Linked DNA regions of Homo sapiens: region 2 is linked to region 1. Evidence: chromatin loops called from intact Hi-C (ENCODE). Cell type or tissue: endothelial cell of umbilical vein. All regions are shown on one strand. Each heading gives the region's core, and the rest is flanking DNA. Links, peaks and the distances in the headings are about the cores only.

Region 1 (16,046 bases), core at 8,354-10,853:
TTAGATTCCAATTCCTGCTCTTCCATTTTAGCTTTATGACTTTGGGCAGGTCCTTGAAGACCTCAATTTGGTTTCATCCGTGCAATGGAGATGACTCCTCCTGTGAGACATCATTCCTAGAAGTACTTAGAAGTTCCTGCCTCCCATGAGGTGCTCCATAAGTGTTCTTTCACTCCTAACTAGATGGAACCCTTAAAGGGAGTTTTTCTTTTTTTTTTTTTTTCTTTTTGAGACGGAGTCTCGCTCTGTCGCCCAGGCTGGAGTGCAGTGACGCGGTCTCTGCTCACTGCAAGCTGCGCCTCCCGGGTTCACTCCATTCTCCTGCCTCAGCCTCTCAAGTAGCTGGGACTACAGGCGCCTGCCACCACACCCGGCTAATTTTTTGTATTTTTAGTAGAGACGGGGTTTCACCATGTTAGCCAGGATGGTCTCGATCTCCTGACCTCGTAATCCGCCCGCCTCTGCCTCCCAGAAAGGGAGTTTTTCTTCAAGTTAGTTTCCTCTCACAGAAGCCTTGGTCAATGCAAGTATTCCTTCACACCCATCTGTCACCTTTAGAATGAGGCTTTTAAGGATCCCTTTGGCTATTGCATAGTGAGTTATACATGAGTGTGGAGTTCTCTAGCACAGAAGCAGCATCTGACTTAATCTTTGGAAGCAACTGTAAGATTGCACAGTTAACCCAGTAGTAAATTACACAAACATGGAAAATAGAAATCCTTTTTATTGAAAAGGGGGTGTGAAGTCAGGGTGGGAGAAGGAGCCTATTGACCTTAGAAGTTAACAGTGCTACACCAGGCTTTTTCTGCACGGTTGTTATGTTTCAGGGGCCATGATGTGATCTGGGTGTATCTAAAATCTATTGAAGAGAGAGGTTTTTTTTCTGAAAGAGTTTCACTGTATTTCAAAATCAGAGAAAGCAAATCTCTCAAAAACAGAAAAAGCCCTGCAAATAAGATGACTTTTAAATGAGCATCTCATTTACAAAAAGCCTATTGAGAAATAAAATTTGCACCATTAACTAAAGGGCAAAATATCACGATTATCACTCGGACTTGTTAAAAGCAAACTTGCTCCTTGGTCGTTCAGGCCAGTGTTACATGTAAACTGAAACCCTCTTCTGAGACTACATCTAGAAGAAACACATTAGCTGTGCTGTGTGGCGTCAATCTGGGAGGTTTTCATTGTTCTTTAAAACCCACATTATTTAATCATTCTAATCAAACTCCACAAAGGCTGCAAAACAAGTTAGGGTTTTAGTTTGTAAACCAGCTTAGATCCAGGATTTTTACATATTGGAAAACATCAGCTTTAATATTGTTTTCCTGTGTTTAATGCTCTTCAGGATATTATTTTTCAAAAAAGACAAACAAAACATTCAGGAGGCTTGTTTTGTTTTAACATATGCAATACTGTAGAAGTGTATATTTGGTTTTCCTTTGCCAGAATAGAATTTGGCTTTATACTACAAACCCATGTATAACAGAGGCATAACTAATTCTCACTATTTATTGCTCACATCAAGAGAGAAAAGGGAGATATGGTCGGAATTCTCATTGGTAAGAACTGAAATTTCAGACTGTTACCAGCACTATTATGCGAATATTTACAACAATCATATCTCATTAAAAGTGTCATTTCTCCCTTGTTTGCCCTCATTAATATTTTTATGTTTTAAACTTCAGATTCAAAACTGTACACTTAATTTTATGATATATTTAGAAGCAAGTCCATGAAGATTAGGAGAAATGTTAAATGGGAAATATAATTATTTCTTTCTCTAAGAAGTTCTGTACTCCAGGCTCTTCAATGTACTGCATATTTTAAAAACTAATTAGGAAAGAAATTCACTAGCAAATACATCTCTTGAGCTTGAAAACAGTGCTTAGCACTAGTGCCTCGTGTACAGGAGGTGTTCACTATATACTTGTTGAAGGAAGGGAAGGAGGGAGGCAAAGAGAGAGGCAGGGAGGAACGGAGGGAGGGAGGGAGGAAGGGAGGAAGGGAGGGAGTGAGGGAGGGAAGGAAAGAAGGAAGGAAGGAAAAAAAGGAAGGAGGAAGAAGGGAGGGAGGGAGGGCAAGAGGAAAGGAAGGAAAAGTGTTTATATGTGTGTCTTATTTCCCTCTTATCATCAGAATTCTAGAGTTCAGTAAAACTAGAGATAATTTCACCTAGCCCTCTCATTTAGCAAAGAAGAAAACTTCTGGATGTGTTACAATTCCCAAAGACATAGCCCCATGATATTATTTGGGAACCAGAAGTCTTGTGGGTATCAGTCGCAGAAGGCATACATTTCCAATCCCTTTATAACCTTTGGAGTGGCCCTTCAAAGGTTTCCCAAAGCGTAATTTCCAACCTGCATTTCAGGTTACTGGAGATAACAGAAATCTACCTTGTAACAAATATTTTACAGAACATTCAGCACATGGTAGTGGAAAGAGTATAAGCTTTAGAATTAAAGTGAATTCAAACCCAGGTGCTACCATTTACCAGAGTTGAATATCAGATATGTCCTGTTTACATCTTTGAATCACAGTTTTCTCATTTGTGGAATGAAGACCACAATGCCTAAATCAGAGGATTAAAGGAGCTAACATATATATAAAGTGCCTGACAAAAGCTATGGCATTTAGCACTTAGTCAAATGTAATTTCTTTTCCCTCCCCTTATTTTAAAATGCTACCCACAAATATAATACTTACCAATTTTCTTAGTTTCCAAAGTGACTTTCCAAGCATTATCTTACTTCAGTAGGGCAGGGCAGGTGTTACTTCCCGTTTTACAAATGGGAGATTAAGCAACCTGCCCATGTTCACAGGTAGTAGAACTGAGACCCAATCTGATTTCAATGCAGTGAAGTGTCTGTTCTTTGGAGAGCTATTCCCATATAAAATAAAACTGCCATTCAAAAATTTAAAAAATAAAAGATAACCTTCTAGGGTGAAAATCAAATTAGTTAAAAGTAATGTATTTCCAAGTTTCCTATAAACACATGGACAAGAGCAGAGGTTGGAAACTAAGAATAATTCAATTCTGACTTCAGGGTCAGGTTTAGGTGGCTATTAATTTTTTGCTATTACAAGTTCTCTCATCATTTTTTTTATGTACTGTGATATAGCCAGAAATCCCCCACTGCAAATCCATCAGTGCATCTGTACCAAAAAAAAAAAAAACTAGAAAAATATTTGGGTGTGATGGTGCCCTGTCTTGTTTGCATGTATCTTGATTTGCATGAAGCCCACTATCCAAAGCCTAGAAAGCACATTTTATTTCCTTCAGTTGCTATTTTTAAAAATATAAACAGTATAAATCAATGTACACTGATATCAAAATCAACTCTACGAATCAATCCCACTAAGTACTGAGGAAATTCTCATTTTACCTTTTTGATAATCCAGTTCTGTAAGTTTCCTAATTTTACATGCAACACTTTTAGCCTTGAAGAGACATTACAATTTGCTATCACAATATATTTTCCAATAGAAAATATAAGTAATTTCCATCACCCATTGTAGTTCCTGCCTATTACCCAAGTTAGCCTTTACTGTCAACTCTGGTGTCCTTATTTTGCACATGCTTATCTTCATGTATACAAACACTAAATTAAAACCAAAGCCAAATGACAGGCAAAGTTATCATTTTCAAAGTTTAAGATTCTTCTCCTCCAAATCTTCTCTCTACTTCTTTGTAATCATAAAAATCAATAGCAATGATACAAGAGATCATTGCTATTGATCACAGGAGTTACCTTCTGAGCAAACATGATCCTAGACAAAAGAGAATGCCTGCACTACTCTTCCCTAATTTAAATAGAATATGCCATTCAAAATTGCTCAGTGTATTAAAACAATATGAAATAATGCAATGCCCTAACAAATAACAGTTCTCTATTTCCCCTTTTCTCTTGGTTGGCAGAACAAAGATTCATAACTAAAACCTTCAGAATCAGTGAAATTAATTCAGTTTCCACTTTGTGCCTTCTGCTCTGTAAACTGCAGAAAGTCAACTAACAAGACAAGACATGTTTGAATGATTTAACTGACATAAAATCCTCTTCAGCACCCATCTATTCTCAAGAAAGAACTGAAATGCAATAGAATACCAATCTGGTATATTCTATCTCCTTAGCAAAATGATCTGTTGAGAACTTGAGATAAAAATGAGCCAGGAATGTAGGTCAGCCAGAGAAATGAGGAGACTTCAAGTTCAGAAGAGTTCAGAAGGATGAGAGCTTCCAGAGAAGTAGAACTATAGGTCCCTTGAAATAAAATTACTTCATAAGATAATTCAAATGTATTTCAATCTCCCATATTTGGATCATAATCTGTGATGATTAAAAGCATTACCAGATAGAATGTGCTGGTGCATTAAGTAAGGCTTTGTCTTCCCTGGCAAAGTGAAAGAAAAAAATTAGTCAATTGTTTAGGTAAGTCAGCCTAAATATCAAGATAATGGAACAACAGTTGGACTTTACTTAATTTCACCTGCTGAATTCATTTGTATCCTCAGATAGGGCCCTGAATCCGCCTGAATTCATTTGTATCCTCAGATAGGGCCCTGAATCCCACAATAAAACTTACCTGCCCATTGAAACACAGAGGAATTAAACTAAATCATAGTAGTTTAATTTAGAAACCATAGGCCAGAATTATATGATAACTTCCAAAGTTACCTTTCCTTAACTCACCAATAATAATGTCTTTGGTTTCTCCTTTTAATTAGGCCTACTATATTCTGAAGAAAATTCTGTCCTCACTCAGCATTTATGCTGAATGATTTTTCTGAAATGGTGACTAAAACTATCTTCTCTCTTTTTAAAATATCTGTGATTGGTGTGGGTAATGATTATGAAAAGCAAACCACATTTCGAGAAATGCAAATGATTAGAAGGAGCATGAAGTAGTCTTTACAGTATCTAATTAATTCAGGCCTTCTTTTTATAGCAAATCAAACATAGAGATTAAACATTTACTCTGAACACATTATTTTAACTATAACTACTTTATCTAGATATTTTCATTCTGCACTTTGCTTCCTAGATCTGTCCATTACACCTAAAGTCAAAAGGGTGGTGAACAAATATATGACATGATGAAGTAGGGTTATCTCACACCTGAGATCTTTTTTTTTTATTTTCATTTTCCTTCCAATAAAATTTAATTCAACCTCAGAAAAAAACTTCCTAAAATATGTGAATGAGAATTGGCTTAAAACTTAAAGGTGAATTTGACCTGAGACCTTCAACACTGAAGAATTAGTGACAACCCCTCCAGTATTCTGTCATGATTAAAAAAGTACAACAAAACCCTAAACTAAAGGAGATTATAACTTCTTTCTCTCTAACCATCTGGGAACTGTAAAAATGCAAAGATTTCCATCCACCACAACCAGGAAAGCAAAGCAAAGCAAAACAAAACAAAAAAGGAAGTTAAGACATAACTGGTCATAGGTGTACCTCAGACTAAAAAATAAATAAAAGGGTAAAGATATGCTCACACAGACGTATACACACATGGACAAATGAATTATTCAGGAAAACTTTAACTTCTGATTTCTTTTATTCAGGTAACTATATGAAACTGATTCAGGGACAAATTTTGAGCACTCAGATTGGAGTTCTGAGGAATGACTAGAATCATTACACAATGGTCATGCATAGTAATTAGTTTTAATGGAATATTAAGTAGATTGAAGAATAATTATCTTCTCTTCCAAAAGTTCCAAGCATAGGAAATTGTGTTCTTATAAATGTCTTTGTTTTACATATTATATAAATCAATTTTCTACTGAATATGGTTTGAAATTGAAGTGATGGCTAATTTAGTAGTCATTCACTTGGTCTTGCAACATTCTGCATGCATTGTCCAGTTTCACACTGTTAATTTTCAAATCAACAGCTTTGTTTTCAAATGTCCCAAGGCCAATTACTGAATCCAAATATAAACTTTGTAAGTCAAGAAACTCCAAGCAGCAAGAAATTTTAAGTATATAACCATCAGGATTTCAGTGTGCATTGCAGCTCCTCTAATTTTAGGCTTCTTTCTTCTCATATACTTACCAGTCTTTGCAATGTATTTTGCATTGTGATGGGTCTCAGTTTACAGGAAAACACTCACTTTGTTACTCATAGAAGACTTCTCATATCTATTCTGGTCAGTCTCACAGGGTATGTTTATCTTACATGTTATGAACAATATAACTTTTTCTAAAAAGATTTGCATTGCAAAATCCTGACGAACATATATGTTTTGTTAGAACACAATATATGCTTAATAAACAAATGTTTGAAAATCATATTTATATAGAATAGTAACATACTCAACAAATTCTGATTTGAAAGTGAAAATACCTTAAGTTTACACATGCCATGAACGATTCATCAATGTCATTCATTATTTTGCAAGGTATTCTCTTCTCCAGATGAAGCGTAATTTATAAAACTGAAGAAAAATAAGTCATGTTATGGGCAAATGTATTTATTCATTTTTATTACAAGAGGGATTTTTATAACACCATTGTAGGAAATAATTGTGTCTGAAAGAATGAAAGATTCTGGAGAAGGAATCTTTAGAAAAAAGAAAGCCTACTTCTGTTTTGGAAATTGGAATAATGTATGCATACACATGAAGAATTTTCAGAAAGATGAGCGGCGTAGGGGGGTCATTTACAAATGCCTGTCACTAGAGTCACTAAAAATAAATCAACCCTTACTTAGGAATAGATCAACTTTAAAAATTTTGCTTTAGGTGGTAAACTAGGCACTAGCTTCAGCTTCCCTTTTCTCAATACAAATTTTGTTAGTCAGTGGTAAGCTTTTTAAAATGAAGCGGAGGCGATGGGAGCGTTTCTATCTATTCATCCAAAAAACATGAAATATAGTAAAATATGGGAGACAATTCATTTTCCTTTTTAGTATTAAATTTCAAATTACTTATTTATGGTGAAATTTAAAGATTTCTTCCTAGGAGATATTATCATGATGTGTTTTTCAGAGGAATTATACCACAGCTTAAATGCGTGTCAGCTATCTAACAAGATATTCATTTGTGCATCTCCTTAGAATAAAAGTAAATTAGGTAAACTCCACACTTACACAACATAGAAAAACTCCTTGGTAAAATCAGTCCATTTTAGTTAATTTATAAATGAGATAAAATGAAACAAATGTAAAGTATTCATATTAAAAATACCAGATTATATATTGCCATTTTTAAATAACAAGGTTACTTAGAGCTATTTTAAAGTTTATTGATTAAATAAGAAACAATTAAATCTAAACTCTAAGAAGCAATTAAATTTAAATATATTAAAAATATGCTCCTCAACTCTGTTCAAAACTGTTAAAACAGACAAGAACTCAGAGTAACTTCCTAAATAACTTTATATGTACCATTAGTTGCTATGGCAGTTTACATACATTACAGTTAGTACCCACAGTCACAAAGAAAATCACACAAAACATTAATCCCCAAACGATGAGCATATAGTCCTTTCTAACAAATACTGTACATGGAGTACCCAAAACCGGTGAAAAGGTATATCCAAATTTAGTTCTGATTTTTGAAACTTTGTTCTCAATTACTACACAAACCTACAAATACAACGCAGAAACTTTTTTTTCCAATTTATTTATAAAGTCAAAAAAGTGACTGGTACTTCTCTATACATGCATTAACCCTGACATAGTTCCTCTTTGCTAGCTTAAACACAGCCAACCTGAAGTTATCTTAAACTGCAAGTTTAAACTTATTAAGATAAACACTGAATATTACACTTAACTGGGTTCCATTCTGCCCAAAAAGAGATATTAAATGAGCCAAATACTTGTTTTAAAAAGTCTCATTGTCCAATTCAGACATTTCTATGTCACTTGATGAAAAGGCATTTTGAGATTATGATATACTATACTGCAGGTTTATTGTAAAACAAACAGTATACTTTATTATCACAATTAAAGCTGCAAAATTCATGGAATTTTTCCACTATCCCACAACTAGATTTACTTCTAATTATCGTCTATTTGGCAAAGTACTTTAATAGGGGGATTTGGTTTGCAGTAGCCATGTAATAAGCACAAAGTAAATCAATCTTTATCATTTTTCAGAGGAAATTGCAAAAACTTTACCACCAGGCAAAATCTATAGTTTTGATTTGTTTTTAACTATTTACAACTGGTGCAAATATTAATTGTGTCATTTTCATCCCGCCCCCCCCGCAACCCCTTCCTTCCTCACTTCTACCCGTTTTAAGGTTCAAATTATTTGGTGGCTGTTTGTTTAAAAACAACACTGTTAAGTATCTTCATAAACTTTTTATGCTGAGCATCTGCTTACAAAAAAGGTTAACTCGCATCTAACTAATGTTAAATGTAAGAAATGAGTCTTGTGTTACCCAGTTGGGACAAATTCCTGGCTGCGGAGTTAGAATGGGAAAGTTACAGGCAGGCTCCTGTAGTCAGTCATTGATGAAGTTAGGAGAGCTTGACTTGAGAAATCTCACCTTTTGAGCTGCTTTAGAGGGACTCTTGTTTTTGCTGCCTTTGGGTCTTCCCCTGGGTCTCTTAGGAGAGGGCTCACCGGTTGGTTCCTAATTGTGAGGGAAAAAAAAATGCTGTTGTGGCAAGAATGTCTGAAAGAAATTGACCCTGACTCTTTAGCTATATTTTCTGCATGTGCTGCTCAAAAGAGCTGTTGGAACACGTTCAGTTCAAGCATAAATGGATGATGATGGTACAGAGTTTACAGAAAGGGGAAATAACTATACTTTTAATGCAAGGGTTCAAAGAGGAAACTCTATTTTGTATATGAAAACTAGATTCTACTTCAAACCTAAAATGGTAACAAAGACTGAAGAGGCATGTTCTAGAAAGAAAGTCATATACTTTTAAGGTGTAAAGTTTACAGGGCTATGCATTTGGCAACTCATAGGAATAATAGGCATTTTAAACGAACACCACTCTGCATTATACTAGCATTTCAAACAACAGAAATACGAAGCTACCATCACAGATATTTCAACAATCTTCCATATTGAAAAGGTGGCCTTTAATCATCTTTGTATACCTGCCTTCTAGGTGGATTATGATTCAACTGACACATTTTGAGTGAAATACTGGAGCAATTATTCAAGTTCTTCAGTTCAAAATAACTCCATTCCCCCTAAAATTTCCAAATAATTATAGTAAATCTATGGTGGGAGGTTTTGCTTGAATCATCTAGTTAATTGCTTCAATTCTCCACTTCCTTTTGGAGATGCAGGCATGGCCTCCAGTCTAAATTTAAATATCTTTTGATAAAAATAAACATATTTTCTTCAAAACTTTCTTTTGAGAAAACTCTTATGGGGGTGGAGTGGAGAAAACTAAAAGGAGGTAAAAGCGAGGAGGAATGGAGTGTCTGGGAATGAGAAATGGAAGCAATCACTTGGTTTAGCAAAACTTTAAATGGCTCCTATGCCAAGTAGTAAATACTCAAGTGGTTAAGAGAATGCGATGATTAATATTCCAGATCCCAAATATTTATCCAGTGAATCATCTATTCACATTTCATTCAGATTCGGTGATTAAGTGAGACTAATTAACTTAAAACCCATGAACGTCCTCAATGAAAATTCGCATCCCATTTAGAGAATTCGGGAAGGTTCCCTGCAAGCTTCTGTGGGACCACTAGCACCAGTGGGCACATCGAGAGCAAACACATCGGAGACAAATTTTTCTTTCTTTGTGAACTCTGCCTTAACTCAAAGGTAAAGTATCCAATCACCTCCAGACCCCATTGTAATTTCTTTTGGATTTTTTTTTTTTTTTTGGAGGGGGGGCAATTAGTGAGTTAGAACTGGGTGGCGGGTGGGAAACAAGTGGGGGAGGGCAGAGACTTCCTGGGAGGTGTAAAACAGGATTCAAATGCGGTGTAAAGTGTCGCTTGGGCAGAGCGGGAAAACTCAGGGGCCTCTAGATCGGCTTGTTTCCTTTGATGATTTCAAAAAGGTACAACTCTCAATTTTTCTAAAATGCACTGGCAAGCAAACATTGTTCAGTTTCCCCACCTTGCTCTCGGACAACTTTGGGACTCTAGGATTATTTTCTAATCGGCGTGTTTGCCATGAAGGAAGCGATTTAAGACTAAGCAGAGAGCAAGTTTTAAAGCCCGAGAAAGTGGAGTTTAAATGTTCTCAATAGACATATCCCGCTCCAACTCTGCCCGCCGCGGCTTGGAAATTACAGCGAACAAAACCCCCAGCCCTGCGCGCTGAGCGCAGCTCTGCAAGCGCCGGCTGCACGCTTAATTGGTTGCATCCGCAGACAAAACCCTCCACTCCGCAGGGTCCCGGGCGCCCCTCGATCGTCCCCTACTCAACCCCCGGCCACTGGCCTTGGAGAAGAGCATTTAATGGCTGCAGCTCTGAGGCGCGAGATCCAGGGGCAAAAGGGGGACCGGGCCCCTGACAAGGAAGCGACCCTGGCTACCCTGCACTCTCTTGGACACTCCTTTCAACGCGCCCTTAGCTGGGCGAGTTAACCCCGTCCTGCGGGGAACCAGGCTCCCCGTAGCCCCTGCCCCGGGCTCCCTCCGGCGGCCGCCGCATATTTAAAGAGCCCAAAAAGGACCAGGCAGCCGGGTCTCCATGCGTTCTTTGTCGGGAGGGCGCGAGTCTTGGGCCACCGAGAGCTTGGAGGAGGGCGCCAAGGGGGCGGCTGCGGCGCGCCAGCCCCCGACCCGCGAGCAGCCCCGGGAGGCGGGAGAAAGAGCCTCCGGCCCCCAAGACTCTAGCCCCTTCAGCCCAGATCGGCCGAAGCGCCCGGGTCCCCGGCACCTCCTTCCTCCCGGGCAGTTGCAAAAGCAACTCGGAAAGCGCCTGCGAGCCCGGGTTTGTCGGATCCCGGTCGCTTCCAGTCACTGGGCGACACCGCGCCACTCGGGGCCGTGCACAATAGCGAAAGTCCGAGGACGCGCTTCGCCCGACCCCACCTCCCGCCTTCCCCGGGCCGCCCGCCGCGGCTCCCCACCTCCCCGCCCGGAGGGTTGCTGGCGCCCCGGGGCCGCGCGGCGCACTCGTGGGGTCTGCGCCGCTCCCCCCGGCCGGCCGGCGGGCAGTGTGCGACGGCCGCGGCGACTGGGCTCCCGCACTCCGGCCGCCCCGCGCGTGTCTGGGCCCCGGCAGTGGGGACGGGGTGGGCTGGTGCCCCCACCGCGCCCTCGTACTGACTTGCTGCTGCTTCCTGGGGCGGCCGCGTCCTCTCTTCTGAGGCGCTGGGGCGGCAGGTTGTCCCTGGGCTGAAGTGGACGGCTGCCCCGCGCCCTCACCGCGTGCGCTCATCCTGCCTCCCGCCGCCGCTACCGCCGCTGCAGCCGCTTCGCCTCGACCGCCCCGGAGCTGCCCAGCACCTTTCGGGAGATGAGGTGATAGGGCTGGGGACGCCGGCGGGGCGAGCGCGAGCTGGCGGGCTGCGAGGGCTGCTGTTGCTTAGGCTGCCGCCGCTGCCACCATCAACACCGGACGTCCAGCGGCTGCCAAAAAGAGAAGAGGGGAGGAGGAGGAGGAGAGGAGGAGGCGCTGCCGGTGGCGGCGGCGGCGGTGGGTGGGTGCCGGAGGTGGAGGTGGCGGTGGAGGTGGAGGTAGCAAGAGGAGGAGGGAAGCGAGGGAGAAGGAAGAGAGGCTTTGAGGTCGCAGAGGCTCCTCTCGCGGGTTGGGATCAGGAGTTGCGGGCACCGGGAGCACTTCGGAAGCGGCTTGGAAAGGGAAGAGACTTGGAGTGAATTGTGTCCCTTGAAATGTTAGGCGGGGAAAGAATTCCTCCTCCTCTTCCCCCCACCCTGCGAGAGAGAGAGAGAGAGAGAGAGAGAGAGAGAGAGAGAGAGAGAGAGAGAGAGAGAAGAGATTGAGATTGAAAGTGCCTTGGGCAGTCGGAAAGCAAAGGAGGATGGGGAGACTCCGCCGGGATAGGGTCGGGCACGGAGCACAGGCAGAGGACAGAGTAGTGGGTGGCACCGCGCCTCCTAGGGTGGCGGGAGCAGGCAGCGGCGGCACCGGAGAGTCGGAGGGGGACGGGCTGCTAGCTCCTGAGTCTTGCACCAAGCGCGCGCTGCCCGGGCTGGAAGTTTTCTGAGTTCCTGCCCCAAGATTCAAGTGGGATGAGTGTGTGTGAGTGTGTGTGAGTGTGAGTGTGTGTGGTGTGTGTGCGTGCACGCGCTTGCGCTTGGGGAGGGGGTGGTGGTGGGGGGAGTGCCCACCTCTAATCGTGGGCGGATAAAGGGGAGGGGGTTGCGCAGGAAGAAAAGTATGAGGAGGAGGGAGGCCAGGCGGACCGCCGAGCCAAGGCGCCTGGCTGCTAGCCAGAGGCAGCGTTCGAAATACAACTGCCTCGGCGGCGGCGGCGCCCGGGTGCCACCCGGAGCCCCGCTCACGTGCTCCCGCCCGGCGGCGGGGTTAAAGGGACAGGCCGGGGATCCCGGGCTGGCTCGCCGTGGGCCTAGCTCCACCCGCCTCTCGAGGTCACCCCTGGGCAGTTGTCCTGGGAAGGCGCGGGAACGTGACTGTCCCGGAGCCACGTTTCGGGGCTTGGCCTTTACCTGCGCCTCTACCGTGCCGAGCCAACACTTTGCAGGAAGCGTCTAGGCTGCACCTCAGGCAGCGCACCGGTTCACTGTGAGTGGGAAGGGACTGCAGTGGAGTGGGAGAGGTCCCCTGACAGCCGTACTCCGCCTCGGAATGCCCTCACCACAGAGCCTGCGGGCGGGCGAGCGCGCACATACACGGAGACATGCATGCAGATACACACGAACACGCGTGTAAGCACATGCACGCAGATACACGTGGACACGGGGGCATTCATGCGCTGGTAAACACCCGCATTTACACACACACACATACACACAGGCACGCAGATAGACATGCACATTCGCAGACACATGCAAACAATGTGCACACACAGAGCGCCCCAGCTTCTTCATTGAACTTTTTTCTCCAGGAAAGACTAGAGGCAACCGAAGTTCCCTCCCCATCCCCCTCCCCGGGAATCCGATGTTCCCAGGGTAAAGGGCACCTTGTAGATTCCTAACACCACAATTGCACTCACTGCCCAACTCTCCCTTCAGTTTACCTCGATTTAACCTTCTGCCTGAGAACTCTCTTTCTGCCAAGTCCTAATTTTATGGCCTGGGCTGTTCTGAGTTATGTGAACACCATAATGGCCACAGTCCGTTTTTAAAAGGTGGAGTACATTTTTAAATGTACCTCTTTTCATCCTTGAATAACACAAAACTCTGAAAAAATTAGGTTCAGATTTTCACACATCACACCCAAAATTATTTTGGACTAATTCCAAAATAAAAACTTTCACCTGGGGAAGAATTTATTTTTTTCAAAGATACAGACCACCGTGGAATAAAAACGCCTACTTTGCAGCCCTAAGCAGGAGTTAGGCACCGCCAGGTTCCGCTGTGCATGTGGAGGAGGCGCGTGTAAATGTCTGCTTTGGCGCGGCAGCGCTGATTGGTCCGCGTTGCCATTTTAAATCCATTTCCAGCTGCCCTTTGCAGAGCTGGGACACTTTGCTGCACGTTGAGTGCTCTGCAGGAACCCAGGGTTTCTGCTGGGTCTGGGAACGCTTAGCTGTAATGGAGAGAGAGAGCCTCCATCCCTCCGGATGGAGCCCAGCAGCTGACTGGGGAGGGAGGGGTCTAACAGGAACCAAAGGTTTTCTGTCAGGGCTTGGCTCAAAGATGGTATCTTCATCAAAGGGATTGAAGTTTCACCTAACGATTACAGTGACATTTCCTAACTGCCAATCGTGCACATTTAAAAACTATCACATATTTGCACTGTGGTGTGCACATTTCACATACACGTACAAAATAGGTTTTTGGGTTTGTGTTGTTTGCTCACTTTTTGCCAGGAGTAGAGAGAAATTCTGAAGGTGAATGCAGGGGAGTCACTGAGGAGTTCAGCCAGCCAGTTTTGTGCTGTATACCTCATTATATCCTAGGATTTTTTTTTTTTTGGTAACGTGTACAGAGGTCAGCAAAGAGCAGATTCCAAAATTTTGTTTTTGCGTTAATCTTTGAATATAAGAGAAGCACAGAAAAATTGGGGGTGGGGGAATATACAGCCACTTGTTTTCAGGCTGCTATCATTTTGCTATTAGACTATTTGACCCCTTTTGAATTTATAACAAGGGTATAAAACAAATATTGTATCAAGTTCTACTTAAATCAATTTTATATATTTTCATTCTTTGGAAGCTGTATTTAATTTTTCAGAATTCTGTATACTTTCTGTAGGTGAAACATTAAAATTTGTTGTAATCTTTGAAATTATTGAGACTTTTACTATTCAAAAAGGATTCTCATATATTTTTAAAATAATGTTAAATGGTTAGATTTTATTTTTAAGGAAAGGAATTTTTTTTTTACATTTACATCTGAGGGTTTTTCCCCCAGTTTATGTTTCTCAACCATTCACTGCCTCTTCTTTATCACACCATATTTTACCCATGTATTCAAGGCTCAATTCTTCTTTCCAATTTGAAAACTTTCCAGGTAGTTTCTGTCCATATTCAATTGTGTCTTTTCTTCTTCTGCACCCACCATAGAATTAAGCAATTAGCACCTTGGTTGTATATGTTAACAAGGTTTTTAATTATCTGTGACACATGATGTAGATTAGTGTTTAGATCAGGTCAGCCCATTAGTGGGTGGTAAAATTAATTTAGCAAACCCATAACATCATTTAAAAAATAAGTAGACTAGGATTGAGAATATCACATGTAAAATTTCTGTCTTAGATATATAGTACATATGTATGAAAACTATTAAGATATATTGTATTTTCATCTTTAACATCTTGGAATTTGGGATGTATCTTAGAATTCAAGGTGTCTTAGCACTATGTTATCACATACTAGGTAGTGTCTTTTCTATTTTGGTGGTATACATGCTGCTATGGTTTGGCTCTGTCTCCACCCAAAACTCATCTTGAATTGTAGTTCCCATAATCCCTACGTATGGTGGGAGGGACACGGTGGGAGGTCATTGAGTCATGGGGGTGGTTCTCCCATGCTATTCTCATGATAGTGAGTAAGTGTTCACAAGATCTGATGGTTTTATAATGGGCTCCCCTCTTTACTCAGCTCTCATACTTCTCCTTCCTACTGCATTGTGAAGAAGGTGTCTTGCTTCCTTTTTGCCTACTGCCATGATTGTAAGTTTCCTGAGGCCTCCCCAGCCATGCAGAACAGTGAATCAATTAAACCTCTTTCCTTTCTAAATTACCCAATCTCGGGTATTTCTTCATAGCAGTGTGAGAATAGATTAATACACATGCTTATATGTAAATTTTATGTATATTCCCAGAAGACAGGTAGCATTTCAAGCACCTCTTTTTTTTTTTTTTTTTTTTTGCACTAGTCTTGTCTAGGTAGTGTTCTGTTCATGATAGACTTCTGGTAGTTATTAATTTATTACAACAACGAAGGTATCTATAATAAATTTACTATTTTAAAGAACATGCCATACAGGATGAGAAAAGCGTTAGATATACTAAAATACCTTTGGCATTCTTTTAACGAAAGAAAGATGCATCTGTGACAAGGAGATTTAAGTTCTCATATTGCACTTTATCAATGACATATTGACACCTTAATACATTCACAAATTAAAAAGAATTATTTAAGGATTTACTCAGATTATAACTGATTAATCATGAATATATTTCATGTGTAATTAAATGCAGATTTATTATAATCAGGTATTTTGGAATTGAATCTATATAAGGTCACAGAAAAAAATTATAACTAATATTGATCGAACAGAATGCATAGCACTCGTGTGTGTGTATGTAAATAGAAGTTTAGTAAAGTACAATGTAAACACATAGGCTAGGTGAAGTGGCTCATGCCTGTAATCCTAGCACTCTGGGAGGCCGAGGTGGGAGGATCACTTGAAGCCAGGAGTTCGAGACCAGCCTGGGCAACATAGTGGGACCCTGTTTCTTCAAAAAATAAAAAAATTAGCCAGGCATGGTGATGTGCACCTATAGTCTCAGCTAC
Region 2 (12,104 bases), core at 7,640-10,139, 210 kb before region 1:
AAATGTTCACATGAATGTATTTAGAAGGTTTTCAAGTTTTAATGCAAGAAATTCAATGGATTCAGTCCTGCTGTCAGGCTTCAGCTGAGATCACATCCTCTTTGATTCTCCAGTATGGGCTGAGAAACACCCTTATGGGAGTATGGCTGTTAAAATGATACAGGCAAGGGCCTGCCCAGCAGTTGTTGGAATGTCTTTCCTGGGGCCAGAAGCATCTTGTTGTTCTGCTGCAGATGGTTACCACTTTGCCTCAGCCCCCACAGGTTAAAGACCCAGCAAAGACCTCCTACCTGTTGGGTAGGAAACCTGGACTTACAGATTTGAGTTGCCAAAGGGACACCAATTTGGACACACTGTGATTATTTCTATATTACAGCCAAGCCTCCAGAACGGGTGGGTAATGCTTCAATTTTCTGGAAGAGGATACATTCAAAAAGTGACCTCCTCAAGGACCTTCTTAGTTCAGCCAGTGGTCAGTTGTACTATCTAGTCTTTGTGTTTTTTGCAAAAGTATATATTGACTGGATATAAATTAATATGTGTTAATGATACAGGAAATAGAAATAAATTATTTAGGCAGATAGTGAGGGTAAGAGAGTCCTTGGCAAGGCTTCCCTTTTAACACAAAGCAACCCCCAAATCATTTCTTTTCTAACAAAGAGCAGCCTGAAAAATTGAGCTGCGGACATAGATAAGCAAGCTGGAAGCTTGCACAGGTAAATGCCAGCATCTGTGCCAACAAAGTAGGGCTACCTGGAAGCCAGGTATGTTCAGCATGGAGTCTTCATCTTCCCTTTTCTTTGTCACCACCTGTGCAGTAAAGAACCAGGCAACATGGCACCGGCCAGGTAGATAACCCATCTGCATAATAAAAGATTAGGGTGCGGCGGTCCACTTCTTTGTGCACTATGTAAATGGCACACCTGGTCCGACCAATCTTTTGTGCCCTATGTAAGTCAGACACGGCCTCCTCAAGCTCATCAATAAAACCTTCTGCATTTCACTACGGAAGGGGCAACCTGTTTTTCCAGGACCTCTCTTTCTGCAGCAGAGAGAGCTCTTCTCTTTCTTTTGCATATTAAACTTCCACTCTGAACCTCACTCTGTGTGTGTACGTATCCGTCCTAGTTTTCCGTGGCCATCAGACAATGAATCTTGGGTATTTACCCCAGACAAATGACACCGCTTCATTAATGTTGGAGCAAAGTGACCCCACATTTTATGCATGGAGTCCAAGAACTTAGCCTTCACTGGCAGACCACAGAGAACACTGAAAGAATCTGCGGCACAGTGTCCAGGGATGTTTAGACTCCATTACCCACCTGTCCCCAACATGGCCAATGTTTACTGGAACAAACCTGGGAGCTACTCAATGTTTTTACTTCAGAAGCTTTGTTGGAAGTGTTTCAATGGCTCGAGGTTGGCTGCACGATTTCCTCAGGCCTTGAACAGACCTGTTATCTACAAATTCAGCATGTTCTACCCAACATCTAGAATCATTTAGTCCAAACTCCTGCCCAGTGGGGAAATCTCTTCCACAATAATTCTGATACTGAATATACCCCAGGGCAGCACTCACTATGCACAGGGTTTGAGAGAATAAATAATCTTTACACTGGATCAAAGCTTCTTAAGTGAAAAATGATAAAAATGTGAGGTTGATTCATCAATCCACTGTTAATTCCAGGCTACTATCCAATTTGCTATTATGTTTGATCTGGCTTGCTTTTCTGCTGTCTTTATAAACGCCTCTTTAGAGCTGGGAGTGTGTGTGGAATTATATTTATGTTAATTTTCATACTTCATAGTAAGCTCAATCAAAGAGTTGTTTTTTGCTTGAGAGAAGTTAAAACTAACAATCTAAATGAAACAATGGAGTCATCTACGCATTTTTCTTATGCACGCTGTTGTCACTGCCAATGTTGCTGGTGGGCAAAATTTATGATCGGAGGCTACTAAGGTTTCCTAATCAGCAAGGCACTTCTTCCCGTACCTTTTTCTCCTAGAAGTGTGAAAAAGTCACTTTACATGCTGTTGGAAAAATGTCTATTTGTCCCGTAGAGAAGTTCGCCAAAACCTATTATCTGTTGAATAACCAAGACTTGTCTAAGGTAAAATTGCGTTCCAAAACATTTGGTCTCAATCAGAGACACACTTGTGCTCATTTGCTTAAAACTGGGTGCAAGTTTCCAGGATATTTGAATGGAGGCTTCTGTATTATCATCCAAGCTATTATTGGCTTCTCATGTCCCTAGATCTTTTAAGTATTCATCTTTGATTTAGACATTGGCAATTCTCACCCTAAAAAGAAAATGTTTTAAAACTGTTTTTCCTATCAATGGGTGAAATATCATGTAGCCCATTTCCCCATGAAAACAATGCTGCTAGTCAGAGTTTCTCTTTGTTCCAGGTTTTTCACGTTAACGTGGTCTGCGTAGTAAAATCGTTACTAGTGAAGGGGGTGCCAGATTTGTGGCACGGCCCTAACACACGTACATTAGTGAGACCACACACAGATCAAAAAGATAAAGGCACGCATTGCTTTTGAGCAATGACCCGTGTGCCAAAAATGAGGTTTCACATACAAGAGACCAGAAGAATGTAAAGGTTTTAGTCTCAGGGAATCAAGAGTTTCATTTTTTGTTCTAGTCTATGTTTTAAAAGGATGATAGGACATTATTTAGCCCCTTTGATTGTTCTTGTTTCACTATTTGTAACTGAAAAAGAAAAACAAAATGCCTTCTTCCTCCCTCCGGTAGCCACTATAAGAAGTGCAGCGACACAGTGAAGGGCTAGGAACTTTGGCTGGGGGGCCATACTGGCTGGGCTCACTTCTGCACTCCTCACTGTGTAACTTAGAGTCTCAGTTTTCTGTAAAACAGGAACAATAGCTGCAACTACTTCATGAGGTTGTTGTGAGAATTAACTGAAATAATACAGGTGCTCAGCACAGTACATGGACCCTAGTAGGGTTTCAATTGCTATTGTTACAGTAAAATGTTATTATAATAACATCATTATGCTCCGAAAATTAAATTGCATAAAATGTGGCATCAATTTGCCCCCAAATTAATAAATATTAATATATTCTTAGTCAATCTGTACTGTTGCAAAAAGCACAAAGAAGATTAGATAGTACAACTGACCACTCGCTCTATGAGGAGGTCACCTCTTGAAGACATCCTGTTCCAGAAAATCAAAGAGTCACCCACCCATTCTCCAGCTCTTTATAGGGGTTGGGCTGGAGTATAGGTACAATCACTGTGTGTGCAAATTGACTTAATTAGGGAGGGGAGGCATTATTCAAGGTGTTACTTGTTCAATTATTAAGGTTGTTGTCTCAAACCTGCTTTTAACCTTTCTAGTCAGTGACTGTTAACCCTGGATGCACATTAGAATTACCCAAGGAGCTTTAAAGACATAGTGATATCTGGCCCAAGATAGGAGCAGCAAAATATAATTACTCAGACTTGAGTTCAGATCTTGTTACCATCACTTTTTAGTCATGTGACCTTTGACAAACTATTAACCTCTCTGTTGGCTGATCTGTGGGATGAGTGGCGGGCGGGGGGCGTCATTGTAGGGACTAAACCATGTATTTAAAGCTCTGGGCACACATCTTGGCATGTAGCAGGTATCCAGTAAATACTTGGTATTAGAAACCTATTTTCTCTGAAGACCCCAGCCCAAAGGGTCCCCCCACCTCCACTGAACTCAGTTATGAAAATTTTACCTTGAAATATAGTCTTGGGCAAAAACTAAGGAAGGTTTCTTATTTTACGAATGAGAAAACTAAAGCACAAAAGAGTTGTTCAAAGTTACATGGCTAATAATAAACTAGAATCTGAACCCAGGTCTCCTAATTCTTTGACTATTGTTTTTCTTCCTATTCCATAGTTCTTAATCACATAACCCCAGAAGCCTCAAATTCTGGCCCTGGATGCCGGCATCAGCCTCATATTTTTCCAGTCCCTTCCAGCCTTAGCTTTGTGGTGCAGCAACACCAAATTGCTGTTTTCTGATACTCATAATTACTGTTTCTCACCTATTTGCCTTGGCTTATGTGATCATCCCTGCCCTGCCTGAAATGCTCTCCTTGCCTTGGTTTTCTAGCAACTACACTAACTTCTGCTGCTGACCATCAATGATTAACTGCTACAGCAATTGTCTTCCCATTTTAAACAGTTAGAAATGAGACAAAACGTCAGACATCGGACAACAAGATTTTAATCCCTGTGAGTAGGAAAATAAATGGGATGAGCCCTGTGATTGCCACACCTTATACCTGGAGGCAGTTTCCAGGATACTACCCATGGTGGAATAACCAAAACAGCCTAGTGGTCTTGCTAAGTTGAAGAGACAGAGTTTAAAGTCTGGGGAGACTGAGGAGGCTAGAATTTGCAGGGGAGTTTACCAGAAAGAGGAAACTAGATAGAAAGGAAGCTCTGGAGATCTGCAGAGCACTTACCCCATGTCTTTGGATGAGTTTTATTGATCTGCATGTGCTCGTGAAGACACTATGAAGACTGCGGTGAAGAACTCCCTGAAAGCACAGGCTGAACAATACCTAGAGCTTACAGAGGACCGGGAATACTTCGTGTTTCTACCAGCCTGAGTGGAGAAACCTCAAAATACATAGTGCATTGGGTGAAGTCCTCAGATGTGCCATGCCTTAGTAGTGGAGTAAATTAGTCCTATAATAAAAGCTGCTCTGGAACCACCATACAAAATGTAAAAATGAGCCTTTCATGAATCAAACTGATCTGCCACGAAATCCAATGTTCTTTAAAGAAGAGAACACAATCCAGCACCCAATAAAATAAAATTAACGATATCTGTAATTCAAATAGTAATTTGTAGATATACCAGAAAGTGTAAAAATGTGATTTATAACAAGAGAGAAATTAATCAGTAGAAATAGATCAAGAAATGACAGAGATAATGGAATTAGTAGGCAAGGACCTTAACAAAGTTTATCCTATGTTTAAGGATGTAAAAGAGAACATAAACACTATGAATAGGGAGTAAAACATATTAAAAAGACCCAAATGAAACTTATAGAGATGGAAATATGAAATAAAAAATAAGCTGGATAGGATTACCAGCATCTTATATGATGCAGAAGAAAAAGTCACTGTACCTGAAGACATAGCAATAGTAACTATCCAAAATGAATCACAGGTTGGAAAAAAAAAAAAAGGCCAGGCACGGTGGCTCATGCCTGTAATCCCAGCACTTTGGGAGCTGAGGAGGGTGGATCACTTGAGGTCAGGAGTTTGAGACTAGCCTGGCCAACATAGAGAAACCCCATCTCTACTAAAAATACAAAAATTAGCCAGGCATGGTGGTTGGTGCCTGTAATTTCAGCTATTTGGGAAACTGAGGAGGAGAATTGTTTAAATATGGGAGGTGGAGTTTGCAGTGAGCCGAGATTGTGCCACTGCACTCCAGCCTGGGTGACCAAGTGAGACTCCATCTCAAAAAAAAAAAAAAAAAAAAAGAACAAAAAAGACTAAAAGCAAACTCACACATACAGAGAGCCCCAGTGAACTCTGGGATCTTATAAAGCCATGCAACATATGTGTAACTGGAGTCTTACAAATGTGATGTGGGTGAAACAGAAACACTATTTGAAGAAGTGGCTGAAAATTATACAAATTTTATTAAAAATGTAAACTCATAGATTCAAAAGGCTCAACAAACTCCGAACAGCAGTAATATAAAAAAATCACACTAAGGCACATCATAGTTAAATTTCTGAAATTAATGCCAAAAAGAAAATCTAAATCACAGCCAGGGAGAAAAAGATACGTTATGTACAGAGATATAAACTTGAGAATTATAGCAGGCTTCTCGTCATAAACCATGCAGGCCTAAAGACAATGGAAGGTCATCTTTTAAGTGCTGGAGAAAAACAAAAATCTGCCAGCCTGGAATTCTATACCTACTGAAGATTTTTTTAAAAGATAAAGGCAAAATAAAATTTTTTTCAGGTCAATAAAAGGCGTGTGATCGTTAAGAAATGTTAAATGTTCTTTTAGCAGAAAGAAAATGATACTAGATGGGAATTTGGACCTACAGAAAGAGATGAAGAGCACTTAAATGGTAAATATGTGAGTAAATATTTTAAAAATGGGGTTTCCCCTCATTTTTCATCTCTTTTGCATTTATTCATCCTTCTAGGAAGAAATCCCATGCTTCTTTACCACCTCTTCTTAGGTCAGGAGTGACAAACTCAACTCTCTACACAGGCTTAGATTGATAAGGTAAATGAGTAAAGTCTGTGTATGCTTATAAGGAATAGTGGAAACAGTCGCAAACTGTAGAGTGCATGTCTCATTTAAAAGGAGTATCCATTACTCAACTTCAGCTTCTAGTTGCTGGGAGGGAATTGAGCCAAACTCTTCCTTTATTTAAATGTAGCAATTAATTTAAATCAACCAAAACCCAAAACTCCATGGACTATAGTCAGCTGTTGGGCCACTAGGGTGCAATTACAATTTTAGGTATTCTTCACTTGTGCCCCTCGTAATCTCAGAGCACTGGAGAAAGGTTTAAGAGTTAAGCACTTTGACCAAAATTTTGGTGGAGTACTCTGTATTTGCATCAAAAATAATTTGGTTTACTTTGTTTAATTCAGTTGATAAGTTTATGCTATTATCCCTAATGTAAAAAAGTTCTGTAAGAGTCACATGTGTGTTAAAGCAATGTGGTACTTTGGTAGCTACAGCCTTACTTCAGTGCCTTTATTTTCGTAATAGATGAAGAAACCACAAAGCATGTCCCGCAGCTTCCCTAGGAATACCTCTCTTAATGTAATTTCACAGCGATGCATCTGTCACTGGGAAATTTTCTGTCTGAACATGAATGATGAAGGTATAGGTAGGGATCTTTCTTTTTTTTTTCTTACAGTCCTTACAGGTCTTTTTTTTTTTTTTTTAAACACCTATTATGCCATGAATTCATAGGGAATAGTTTCCAGCAGCTCAGGCTCCTTCCCATTGGTTCTCACAAAGTGTGCTTCTCTGGGTGGAGCAGACTGGGGCTTCAGTCGAACCCAGGTACCTTTCTCTTTGTCTTCTTTCTTTTTCTGATCATTTTCCTTCTCGCGTTTCAGGAAGCCATCTCGGCTTTTAGAGTGCTTAATGTGCTCAATATGCACGTTAATTCTCTTGACAAGAATCTTGCCCTTAACTTGTTTGTTTACAACAATGCCAACAGCATGCTGGGTAACTGTAGACTCTTCCAGTTTTGCCATGGTGACACTTGTGGGGCATTCCTTTTTGAAAAGTACCCATTCTCTTACATCTACAATATCACCTTTCTTATAGATTCGCATATATGTGGCCAAAGGAACAACTCCATGTTTTCTAAAAGGCCTAGAGAACATATATTGGGTGCCTGTCTTCTTTCCCTTTGTATTCGTCATTTTGGTGAATTACTGGAAGATGGTGGTTCCGGCCGAAAGGGGGATCTTTCTTTTTATTCCTTCCCAGGCTTACTTTTCTTCCCACTTCCTCCACCTACTCCTATCCCTCCACCCTGGACTTCACTTCATTCTGCGCACCTCGTCTCACCATTAAAAAATCAAATCGACAGATCAATGTTTTGGAAGCTGCCCCAATGCTCAAATGAGTAAAAATAAAATATTGATGGCGATCAACATATTGAATTCTTTATTATGTCCCAGGTAAATGACATCATGTCACTTAATGCTCACAATAATCTGATACAAGAGTACTTAAAACAATCTCCATTTCACAGATAAAAACACTGAAGCTCAAGGTTTCACAGCTCATAGGTTCTGAAATCGGACTTTGTGTTCTTACTTTCTACATCCTTGCTCCTCAAAGTATTGTCAACTGAAAGTTTACTAGAAAGGTAGTATCTCAGGCCTCACCCCAGACAACTGAGTCAGAACCTGCATTTCAGCAAGATCTCCAGGTTATTCATGGGCACATTCAAGTTTGAGAAGTCCTGTTCCACACTGCACCACCTCTTTCTGGGTGTGCCTCCTGATAGTGCCCATCCACCACTTGCCTGGAAGCCCCAACACACTTCCCAGTGTGCCCAACTTTCTCTCAAGAGTGATTTATGCAGCAAGCCTTTGCTGGTGGAATTCCATTGTGTTGACTTAAACACTCACCCCGAGATCCCTCCCTTCTTCCTACTCTCAATCCATCATCATGTCTCATTTTCTATTTTTGGACACAGCTCAGGGACATGAAGAGGGAGGGCCGGGCTTGCGGCACTGGAGGGTTGCCTGACCAATAATTTCTCCTAGTGGCTGCTTCTGGCCCCGTGTGGGCCATAGAACAGTGCTATGGGTGGGAAAGCAGGAGAAGCTTCATAGGAAATACCCGTCAAGCAAAACCTTTGGCAGAACTGAAGCCATGGAAGTTGTTATGGGTACAGAGGTCCATGGATGCTGGCAACTTTATTAAAGCTTATTTTCACACTGATATCACTCACAAGCAAAAGTCTGACCACTACATGCACTTTCGAATGAGTCCAAAAGTCTGTGGAACTGAGTTATTATAAAAATGGGTTCTCAAAATACTGTATAAAGTCAAAGTTGTTGGATAGTCAATGAAAAATAATTTTTTCAGTTAAAATAGCTCATACGCATTGGCTTTGAAATGGCAGAGGTGACAAAGGATGGTCTTATGATGTCATTCCAAGGCCCATGATGATAATAAACTATTTACTTATTTTTTCTTCTTTTCAAGAGGTACGGTGTCTCCAAGCTCTCTCCTTGCCATTTCTCTCTTTAGAAACCTTTTGTATTCATCACCCGGCTTTGGTGGGGGTCTAAGTTAAGCAGAAAAGGCTGCTGTAGAGAGATGAGAGGAATTCTTTTCTCCTGAGACATGGCCAGTTGGGGCAGAATGCTGGTGCAGAGACCAAGCTTTCTGCCAACAGAATAGAGCGTGGAACTGTAACATACTCTTTAATGTTGTTGTAACTTTATTTTCCACTTTAAAGTAATAGAAATTCTTCCTAGAAATAATGCTGTTTAGTAAAGACAGCATGGCATAGCTGACTAAAGCCATATCTTTGAGCACTTGCCAACCTTTGTAGTAAAGGGACATTTTTCATGAGCCTCCTGCATTCACAACATCAGGAAATGATGGAAATGTCTTTATCATAGAATCAAAGTGCTCAAAGGGGGCGCTGTAAGATCATTCATTTTACATATTTTGTTCTTCAAAGACAGGCAGACATCCTAATTTTTTACAGAGATGAGAGGCAGTGAGGTATAATGAAAAGAATAAGGCTTTAGGCTGATGCCAATCTTGAAATGCATCTTAATTCTATTATTTATTAACAAGACTTTGGGGGAATTGTTCAACTTTTCTGATTTTTAATATTCTTATATTTAAAAATAAGAAAAAGGACACTTTTGTCTTTTGATCCTGAAAACATGCCTGCAAGTTGATTGTAAGATAGTGAAACAATGGATTTAATATAAAAGGGGCAAGGGATCCTGTTTTGATATAAGTCTTGCTTTTTAGACACAATAGTTGAATGATTAGAATTCTAGCATCTCCCACACATTCTCTAATTTTATTTTTCTTTGTAACCGAATGTGTAGTCAACATGCTTAAGTGAGCGCCTGGCTGAGGTTAGAGACATCACTTTTAATATGTCTAATAATTATTATTCTTTTCTGTATTATATTAAGTTCATGATACTCCTGTTACTAGTATTTAAACCTTTATTATTCTATTTTCATAATTTTTAATAGAAAAATTATGACAAATTACAGTAAAATATTCAAATAATTGCACCAATATTAATCTTTGTTTGGATCACTGAATTCATAGAAGTTATTTCATAAGGGTAGTTATTGTTAATTACTGTTGTTACAAACAAATTCCAAATTTCACTGATTTAGTTTAATTTTTTTTCTCATAAAAAGTCCAGTCCAGTGGACTTTGGGAGGCTGAGGCAGGAGGATCACTTGAGTCCAGGAGTTCAAGGCCAGCCTGGACAACATAGCAAGACCCTGTCTCTACAAAAAATTAAAACATTTCCCAGCCATGGTGGCACACACCTGTAGTCCCTGCTACTTGAGGCTGAGGTGGGAGGATCACTTGAGGCCAGGAGGTAGAGGCTGCAGTGAACCATGACCATGCCACTGTACTCCAGCCTGGGCAGCAGAGGAAGACCCTGTCTCTAATCTATAGATTAGATAGATAGATAGAGAGATAGAGAGATGATAGATAGATAGATAGATAGATAGATAGATAGATAGATAGATAGAGAGATAGAGAGAGAGAGAGATAGATAATGAGAGAGAGAGAGTCCACTGGGGCTGATCTTGCTTGGGCAGCTCTTCTTTAAGTTGCCAGACTCAGGTGTCCTGGCATCTTCCCTCAGAGACTCTGTTATCCATCAGAGCCTCCCTGGGAGGCCTGTGCTGGGTCTGCTTTATTCAGCAGCCAATGAGCAAAGAGAGGGATTCTCACATCCCCTCCCCATCCCCTTCCTCCTCTTCCCTCTCCCTCCCCCTCCCCGTATCCTCCTCCTCCTCCTCCTTCTTCTTCTTCTTCTTCCTTTTGAGACAGGGTCTGACTCTGTCACCCAAGCTAGAGTGCAATGGCACAATCAGGGCTCACTGCAGCCTCCATCTCCTGTACTCAAGAAATCCTCCCACCTCAGCCTCCCCAGTAGCTGGGACTGCAAGTGCATGCCACCATGCCTGGCTAATTTTTGTATTTTTTGTAAAGATGGGGTTTTGTCACATTGCCCAGGCTGGTCTTGAACTCCTGGGCTCAAAGGATCCGCTCACCTCAGCCTCCCAAAGTGCTGGGATTACAGGTGTGAGCCACCATGCCGGCCTCTCATGGGTCTTTTTAAGGGCCAGGGCTAGAAGTACACACTTGACACTTTCTTACACTTCATTGGCCATCAATTGTCACAATATGCCATCTAGATGCAAAATGACTGGGAGATGTAGTTTTTCCATGTGCCCAGGGGAGAAACTAAATGGTTTGGTGAATCCACAGCATTGTCTGTCTAGAAGCAAGGCTGTCAAACTGAATTATTAGCCAGCCAGCAGCCACCAGGGCCCTCAAAAAGTTTATTCATCAAAACTGATGTATAAAAGCGTGGTTTTAGTATGTAGTAAGCAGTGTATAGCTGTCCACACATGATATATGGAAGTTGAATGCATGACAATTGGAGATTATCTGTACGTCTTGTTGCACAGAGTTAATGCCTATTGCTGAGTTGCTGCAAAGAGTCAGTAAGATATTTATGTGAAAATGCCTAGCACAGAGTTAGTATTAACATGCTGTTCCCTGAGCTTTTTTTAAAAAAACTAGATTCTTGGCTGGGCATGGTGGCTTATGCTTGTAATCCCAGAGCTTTGGGAGGCTGAGGCAGGAGGATCACTTGAGCCCTGGAGTTCAAAGCTGCCGTGAGCTAAGATTGCACCATTGTACTCTAGCATAGGTGACAGAGCAAGACTTTGTGTCTAAAAAAAAAAAAGAAAACCCAGAAAAGGATTCTTCCACAGTATCCTTTAATAAACTCATCTGGTGATGAATGGGTTCCAGCTAGAGTCTGCAACTTCTTATACATTGCCAAAATTGATTTTTCTACAGTTTAATCACATTTATTTTGAATGATTCTCATAGAAACGGTAAAACATCTGATCATCACTCTTCTTATACTACTCCATCAATGTCAAAGCCATCTGGCCATCTGTAAGCCTTTTCTTCTTTTGACTCATTTAAAACTTTTTTGATATGTCTATCAGTTTTCACATATGACTCAACGTACATTAACTGCTATTTTCTTGAGGCTTTTTATGTGTGAAAACTGGGAGATTATAGTAGTTTCCTACCTGAGAAACTTGCCATTGACTTTTATTTCCCATTCAAAAATGAATATTTATTTCTCCATTGCTCTCCATCAGTTAAGAATGTGTTTGTGTGAAAATACCTCAGGAAAACAAAGATTGCTTCACAAAATTCAGAATGTTAATTTATCCCAGTGGGCTACTGCTATTGGAAAGTTATCAGCCATATCATCAGAACCAAAGGTTTTAAAAGAAGTAATTTTATATCAAGAACGTATGAGTGTTACCTTATCCT

What was found. Peaks named below come from ENCODE experiments on the same cell type or tissue, not always from the same donor. Only the 100,000 strongest peaks of a DNase experiment are listed, where the experiment ranks them.
Region 2: a loop joins it to region 1, with 5 times the contacts of the local background. A loop is called at or near these places in 5 of 110 quality-filtered maps.

Annotation. Positions count from the first base shown.
Region 1 is chr12:65,820,542-65,836,587 of GRCh38, reverse strand. It overlaps HMGA2 (high mobility group AT-hook 2), which reads right to left and starts at 12,105. Exons shown (of 5, transcript NM_003483.6): 1 at 11,207-12,105; 2 at 8,501-8,587. The coding sequence starts at 11,317. It also overlaps the pseudogene RPSAP52. RefSeq lists an enhancer at 10,378-10,985. In endothelial cell of umbilical vein, for the core only: no CTCF peak of the experiment used is centred there; DNase peaks (open chromatin) are centred at 8,667, 9,547 and 10,217; H3K4me3 peaks cover 1,808 bases; H3K27ac peaks cover 2,500 bases.
Region 2 is chr12:66,032,560-66,044,663 of GRCh38, reverse strand. It overlaps the pseudogene RPL21P18. Among named protein-coding and RNA genes, the nearest start is that of LINC02425, 7.5 kb to the right of the region's middle. In endothelial cell of umbilical vein, for the core only: a CTCF peak has its summit at 9,157; DNase peaks (open chromatin) are centred at 8,183 and 9,163.